Regions from separate parts of the Mus musculus genome. Here region 1 is linked to region 2. Evidence: chromatin contacts called from ENCODE Hi-C or POLR2A ChIA-PET data. All regions are on one chromosome and are shown on one strand. The core of a region is the stretch at or near the end of the contact, and the rest is flanking DNA. Distances in the headings are between cores, read along the strand shown.

Region 1 (3,711 bases), core at 943-3,442, 110 kb before region 2:
GATGTATACAAGTTTTCTGATCTCAGTATGTATATGGGTGTGTGAAAATGCATACCAGGAACAAACATAAAATAAAAGCAACTAATCAGAAAACTGCATGGCAAGCACAAAGACTGAACAGTTCTCCAGAGCAAGCATGAGATTGGAAATGCACGTTCTAAGACAAACAAGCAACCTTCAGGGAATGATTTTACACATGCAGCCATGAATCAGCATTGCAAGGGCTAGGAGGACATTTCATTTGCTGGACTAGCAATCTCATTGCCTCTAGTTATGAATCTGTGACTGTCAAAGCCTCGGAGCATGACAGTCTGAAGCCATGGAAACAGGTTCTATTAAAGGGCTTGGGAGGTTCGTTGCTAAAGAGCTGGTCTTACAAGCCTGGAGACCCGAGTTTGGATCCCCAGAGCCAACACAAAAACCCAGGGATGATTCTCCCAGTGAATGGCAAGATGGGAGTTGGAGCCCTAGAAGCATGGGGGCCAGTCAGCCTGCCCTTTGTACTGAAGTTCCCAGCCTGTGAGAAACTCTGGTTCAGGTAAAAGGAACAGGCCTGGAGGACTAACACCCAAGTTTGTTCTTTGCCTTCTACACACACACACATACACATATACATACACACACATATACATATATGTGTGTGTGTGTATATATATATATGTGTGTGTGTGTGTGTGTGTATTTATAAATCAATTAAAAAATAACCAACTCATCCCCCAAGAATAACCACGGAAATAATGCTTTTTGTTTGTTTGAGACAGGGTCTCTCTGTGTAGCCCTGGCTGTCCTGGAACTTGTTATGTACACCAGGCTGGCCTCGAACCCAGAGATCTGCCTGCCTCTGCTGGAACTAAGCATGTGCCATGAGACCCAGTCTGGAAATAATGCTTTTAAATACAGGACTGGTTAGCCTTTCCAGGGATGTGGCCTGGTTAGGAGAGTGCTCACCTAGCACGCATGAAGCCTGGGCTTTATTCCCCAGCTCTGTGCAGCAGCTGCTCAGCTCCATCAATAGCTCCAGCTGCTGGCACCAGCTTACAGCAGTTTAGTGGACGTCCGCCAAAGCTCTGAAACACCAGCTATGTCAAGGTCTGTACCACCACCCCTGTCAAAGAGGATGCTGACCAGGAGATGAACTCTGGTGTTCTCTAACCTGGAGGCAAAGGATGGCAATGGAGAGGCCATCATGCACTACCCTGGAGTCACCTGAAATGGGGCCACCTTACTATCACACCTACGCACACCCACAGGCTACCCCTTCACCTGCATCCATTCCTCACTCACTGGACAGTACACAGCCGCTCATGCTTTATAGCTGGCATCATGAGATGGCCAACAGGGTTGGGGGTGGGGAGGCAGAGCCCCTGCAAAACAGGCGGTCGGGGCTAAGGCAGAAAGGGCACAATGCTGATACTCTTCTGCTCTCACAGAGCCCTGCTAGCATCCACTCTGACTGGGTGGGTGAGAAGATGCTCACGTTTCCTGTGGTAAAACTGGAACCTGTGGCAGCGGCAGAATGAATGAGTCTGACTTTGAAGGTAGACTCGCATGGGTTGCTGATGCCAAGTGTCCCCAAAGGAACAAAAGTCATCTATTCTGTCGTAAATGGAAGTTACATGTAAAGAGAAAAAAAAACAAACAAAAAAAACAAACAAACAAAAAAAAACCAAAACAAAACAAAAAAAACAAGTATGGTGTTGAATGCCTGATAGCCCAGCACTGAGGAGGTGGAGACAGAAGACTCCGAAAAGTTTAAGGTCATCCTTAGGTACATAGTGAGATCCAGTCTAGCCTGGGCTACAAGAGACCCTATCTCAAAACCACGAGATTAAATTAACTTGTTCCTAAAGATGCAAAATGACAGAAGACAAGGACCTCCATCCCTTGGTACCACTGTCCTCTAAGCAAATGCATACTGTCACGTCCTTGCCGAAATGTTTGCAGTTCAGCTGTTAAGATAAGGAGAAAAATGATGTTGGGTACCAGATAGGGCTGTAGAACGTTTCACGGTGTCCCATTGGGAACACACAGAACAGGAAAGGAGTTGGTGCGCACACAAGCAAGCGCACGCAGCCTTGGAGCAAGCAGATGACATTGCTCATGCGCAGTGTGCAGAGCAGCCCTTGGCACTGGTAGGCCTCCAGCGTGAAGAATGTTGCCTGGCTTGCCACCTTGTTTTTCCTGCCAAAGTTATGATAAGAGGCTTTTCACTTACAGACGATTTACTTTGTGAGTCACGGGCCAGAAATGGTGCTTTGGGATCTGAGCCAGCAAGGAAGCAGTCCTGAGCTGGGAGGAGGGGCTCTGATCTGGGAACAAAGGCCTGGGTTCCTCCCGTGGCCTTCCGCGCAGAAAAGAGTTAATGGTCACGAGTGATACATCTGGATCTTGATTCTGGTCAAAGAAAGTAATAGCTTAAAAAAACCCGGGGGGATGGGAGGACAGCCATCTCCCCCAGTCTAAAGTTGAACGCGTTCTTCAGCATGCTCTAGAAAAGCAGGTAGGGGCAGGTCAGTGTGCATTCACTCAGGGGTGACAGAACCCAATTCCAAGGGGATCAAATGATAAATGGACCGAAGGAGACCTCTGGCTCCTGCAAGCTGCAGGTGCCTTGGCTCCGGCTCCTCTTTCTACTTGTCTCTTTTCAGACCAGTTTCTTGCAGTAGGAAACCGGTGGAAACAGCAGAGATGACAAGCCCTCTTCACCATCCTGAAGAAGGAAGAGGAACTTTGTGGGGGGGGGACCCCACCCCAAATTCCTGGGGGTGGGGTGGGGTAGGGGGAACGAATTTGAGATTGATTGGACCAGCAAAAGTCATGTGCTCACTTGTGACCCAATCACAGCGTAGCTGAGAGTGGCGGTCTCTAGTATCTGGGAGGAAGGAAGGCCTCCTGGGTATGAAGCAATTATTAATGTTTAAAATGATATTTTAGGGCTTGGAAAGATGGAGCCACTGGTTAAGAGCTCATACTACATTTGCAGAAGACCTGAATTCAGTTCCCAGCATCCACAGCAATTAGCTCACAGCAATTAAGCCCACCAGGCAGAAGTAAAAGACCACCAACTCGGCTAGCCCATGGTGGTGCAGGCCTTTAATCCCAGTGAGAGGCAGAGGCTGGCAGATCTCTGTGAGTTCAAGGCCAACTTGATCTACAGAGTTGATTTCCAGTTCAGCCAAAGCGACACAGAGAAACACTGTCTCAAACTAACAAAACAAAAGACCAGCCATTCAAATGGCCAAATTGGAGCAAAAAAAAGAAAATAAAGAAAAAGAAAAAAAAATTTAAATTGTGAACAGCAGCACAGAGCTGGTCCAGCAACCGTCTGCCCTAGTGCAAGTTTTAGAGGTCGTCCCTAGATGGGGAAGATGAGGGTTTTATAGCTTAGGAGACCGGGCTTTCCGAACAGGGGCTTTGGCAGACAAAGAAGCAGGGTTACAGAAGCAGAACAAGTTGGTCATGAGGAGCTCCTGAAAGAAAGGCATGGCTGCCATTTCTTGAACAGGAAGTACAGAAATGTGTAGCTGAGGTTCTACACGGGGCATAGCTTAATCCTTGAAAGAGGTTCATCATAAACAGGAATGAACCTAGTTCAACCTTGCTATAAGATGGCACTCAAGCTTAAGATGGAGGCAGGTTAGTTCATCAACAACCACCTATAACCAACTCCAGTTCCAAGGGAACTGGTGCCCTTTTCTGACTCTGGACACC
Region 2 (3,799 bases), core at 215-2,714:
AGGTCACTGGTAACCACAAGAGAGGGAATTTCAGAAACATCGTGGGAGTGGAAGCCAGATTGTGGTGGGCGGGAGAATGAATGGGAGGCGAGAAAGAGAGGATGGCAAACAAGGACCCCTTTGGGGGAGTCGTTTGTGTAAGTGACAGAAGTGAGAGCGTCATCCCCCTCAAAGGCTGCCCTTCATCTCCTGGAGAAAGTTGGAAAAGAGGATTAAGGAAATTTGAAGGCTGAGTAAGATTCGCCACAGACAGTCAGAACTTTCCAGGGAGGCTAGCTAGGAACTGTCGTGTGCTGAGCTGAATTCCTGCTGCCAAGTCTCAAACCAAGCCCAATGTGTGTGTTCTGGGTCTGTACACTCAAGCTAGGTTAATCCACTGTCCCAGATCAGACCTTGTTACCACTCTCCCCAAAGCTCTCCAGCAACCAATGACTCTATCTCACCTCACACCAGGGGCCACTTGTGTTTCAAACCTCTCTTTCTTCTGCCCTGCTTCTTTCTTTGTCTTCCCCTCTACTTGACCTACTATGTTGACCCTGCACTCCTACTACGTTGACCCTGCACCCAGGCCTCTTGGAGCTACCGCTGTCCCGCTCCCATTAGCATTCTGGTCATCTTGGGCTCTTCCCGCCTCGTTGTCCCACTTAAAAAGAGCCAGTACCCTGCCAGTCTCTGCTATAGAAGCACGCGGAAACGATTCCATTTCTTCTCATGGCTCTATACCTTCTGAACTGTGCCTTCCGCAGAATCACCAGCTAGTGGGGCTTCATTAATGATTGCATGATACGCATAGAATAAATGTTTAGATTATGGGGCATTCCACTGATCCATTCTTCTTCTTCACCTTCCCCTCAGCAAGAGGCTCTAACACTCTTTGGTCATTTCTTTCCAAGAATCAGAAGCAGGTTCCAGACAACTGCATCTGATGGTACAGGTGTCTCCCAGCCCCTGGGACAAAGCAACCCTGGAGGGTTTGCACAAGGGAAAGATCTGGATTCCTTCTCTGAGGTTATGCCTTGATTCTTTCCTTCAGTCTCTCTAGTTCTACACATTGGCCCAGACGGGATCACGGATGCTGTTAACAGTAAGCACTGTGTTGCGAATCAATGAGACAGTCACTCACTGTAAAGGACTAAAACACTACCTAAGTTCTGGTGGTTATCAGGCTCCTGCGGTCGTCGTAAAATAGCAGATCAGCGTCACGACACCAACAAACTGCATTTGTCATTTTCGATGTCGAAAACTCCCAGGGCAATACAGCTTTAAGAAGTTTGTTCCTCTACAAAGACTACTTCTGCCTGTCCGCAGCTGCTCCGGCAGGCTTAAGACGACTATGAGCGAAGCCCCACCTCCTCGGTCTTTAAGCCACGCCCCTCGCGTAAGCTCCGGCCTCCTAGGCCCCTTCGGAATTAATTGGCACTTCTCTACACCAATAATAAGTGATATTGCTGTCAACGTCCGGTGACGGGACGGGACTTCCGTGATGGTTGCTAAGACACTCTGGCTCGCTCCTTGACAACCCTGGCGGGGGTGCGCTGGCTGTGGCCTCGGCTCCGGCCCCCGCGGGAGCAGGTGAGGGCGCGGAGTGCGGAGGGCAGCGCGGCGGGGAGGGCTGGCCCTGAGGGAGGGCGGGAGGATGCGCGGGGCGGACAAGGCCTGGCCCAACGCTAGGCCCCACCTAGGTCCCCAGCCCGCGGTTCCCGGCCCAGGACCTCCCCTTGTCCCACGTAGGAGACCACGGAGCTTGGCAGTGACATTGCGCACCAGCACCACTTTGCAGGCCGCTCCTCCTCACTCATCTTGGGTCCTGTTTAGCTCCATGCCCTCGCATCCTCCCTGTTTTGACTCCCACTGCACTTTGTCCCCGCACCACCTCGCTGCTGACTGGTGGTCTAAATCGCCTCGTCCCAGATCACTTGGTTTGGAGATTTGGCGATACTCTGGGATTCTAGGCTGACTATTGCCCGACGGGGGGCACTCAGTCTTCCCATCTATAAAGTCGAAATTGGGTTGAATGGTCGCAAAGGCCTTTTGGACTCTGACGTCCTAGCATGATGTTGTGGGACTTAACTGTCAACGCCCCTTAGGATGTGTGTTCTCCTAACCTTTTATGTAATGCAAAGAATTTGGCAAACTTAAGTTGGATTCCCATTGGTAAGAACTACCTAAGATCTCTCTGGGCACCAGTCAGTGCATCTATAAAGCCAATAGTCTGAAGTTCATCTCCTTTGGCAAATGAAGTACAAAGGGTCCAGTCCAGTGTAGACGGTACTTGCTCACTTGTCTTTTTTCTGTGTGTATGTGCGTTCCTGTGTGTGCAGTTACATGTGGAGGCTGGAAGTCAACATTCGGTGTCTTTCACAATCACTCTCCACCTTATTGTCTGAGACAGGGTCTCCCTCTTTGATGCCAGGAGCTCACCACTGGGCTTCATGGCTAATGAGCTTCCAAGGATCCATCCTCTCAGCTGCCTCTCCAATGCTGGGCTCACAGGCATGGCCGCCTCACCCAGCCCTTTACACGGGTGCTGGGATAGAAAACTCTGGTCTTCATACTTTTGTAGCAAGCACTTTATAAACTGACCTCCACCCCCTAATTTCTTCTTTTTGTCTGTTATGACCTCACACTTTCCCTCCTGGGAAGAGCCCAGTGCTTTCCTGCGCAGTATCCCACTCAGTAGCCACTGTCTGCAGATGAACCTCAGGCCTGCTGTCTGGCTCTGCTCTTCCCCTGTGGCTAGGAATTCTTGGGGTACAGGAGTGAGGAAACTGAAAGAGGTTGGTACAGTGATACGAGGATTCATAGCTTCCCTTTTCCAACCATCCATGACTCTGCCATCTTTTCCTCCTGACTAAATGTCTCCATTTGCATTTTGCCAGCTGCTAGCATCAAGCTGGCCTGCCTATCTGTTCTACCTGGTTTCTTCCATGCTCTGGTAGGCTCATCCCTCTGAGAAAGTTATCAAGTTACCTTGATTCTCTCTCCGTGGGGTATCACACCCTCCCCATTCCTGAGACCATTCTGGCCTCTTAGGCCTGTTTTCTGGGCTGATCGCTGTAGCTTCCTGGCTGCCATCCCTGTCAATCCAACTCCCCAACCTCTGTGCTGCCAGCCACCCTGAAAGCTCCAAGAAGCCAGGCAAGGTCGTGATGCTTGCAACCCAAGGGCTTGGCTGTGTCAGCAGTATCACAAGTTCAAGGTCATCAGGAGCTCAGTGGTTCAGTGAGTTCAAAGCCACCCTGTGTTATGTGAGAGCAAAAACAGAATCCAAGGTTGTTTTTTTTTTAAATTTTTTTATTAAGTATTTTCTTCATTTACATTTCCAATGCTATCCCAAAAGTCCCCCATACCCTCCCCCGCCACTCCCCTACCCACCCACTCCCACTTCTTGGTCCTGGCGTTCCCCAGTACTGAAGCAAATAAAGTTTGCAAGACCAATGGGCCTCTCTTTCCAATGATGGCCGACTAGGCCATCTTCTGATACATATGCAGCTAGAGACACGAGCTCTGGGGGTACTGGTTAGTTCATATTGTTGTTCCACCTATAGGATTGCAGACCCCTTTAGCTCCTTGGGTACTTTCTCTAGCTCCTCCATTGGGGATCCCATGATCCATCCAATAGCTGACTGTGAGCATCCAGTAGAATCCAAGTTTTTATGCCTGGGTTTTAGGGCTCTCTACACTTCCACAACCCACCCCCAGCTTTTTTTCCCCCCTCCTTTCTCAATTGTGTTCTTTCTCCCAGTCCTGGGAAGCCTTGAACTTTCTCTTGGGTCCACTGCATTGCTTCTCAGTCCGG

What was found. A loop is a pair of places that touch in the nucleus more often than their neighbours do. ChIA-PET counts read pairs that join two places held with the same protein, here RNA polymerase II (POLR2A).
Region 1: a map of Patski shows a loop between it and region 2 (2.0-fold over the local background). The contact joins the enhancer-like site here to the promoter of Dnal4 in region 2. A Hi-C loop is called at or near these places in 1 of 37 maps with a recorded cell type or tissue (Patski). POLR2A ChIA-PET finds 5 or more read pairs at or near these places in 1 of 5 experiments (Patski).

What each region holds. Positions count from the first base shown.
Region 1 is chr15:79,877,992-79,881,702 of GRCm38, reverse strand. No RefSeq gene overlaps it. Among named protein-coding and RNA genes, the nearest start is that of Apobec3, 13 kb to the left of the region's middle. Within about 2 kb of position 2,192, at least 3 of the 3 ENCODE cell types and tissues checked have a DNase peak (open chromatin) inside an H3K27ac peak, as active enhancers do.
Region 2 is chr15:79,772,132-79,775,930 of GRCm38, reverse strand. Dnal4 (dynein, axonemal, light chain 4) reads left to right here and starts at 1,464. Exons shown (of 4, transcript NM_017470.2): 1 at 1,464-1,572. It overlaps Gm30977 (a long non-coding RNA gene), which reads right to left and starts at 1,403. Exons shown (of 4, transcript XR_875488.3): 1 at 1,145-1,403.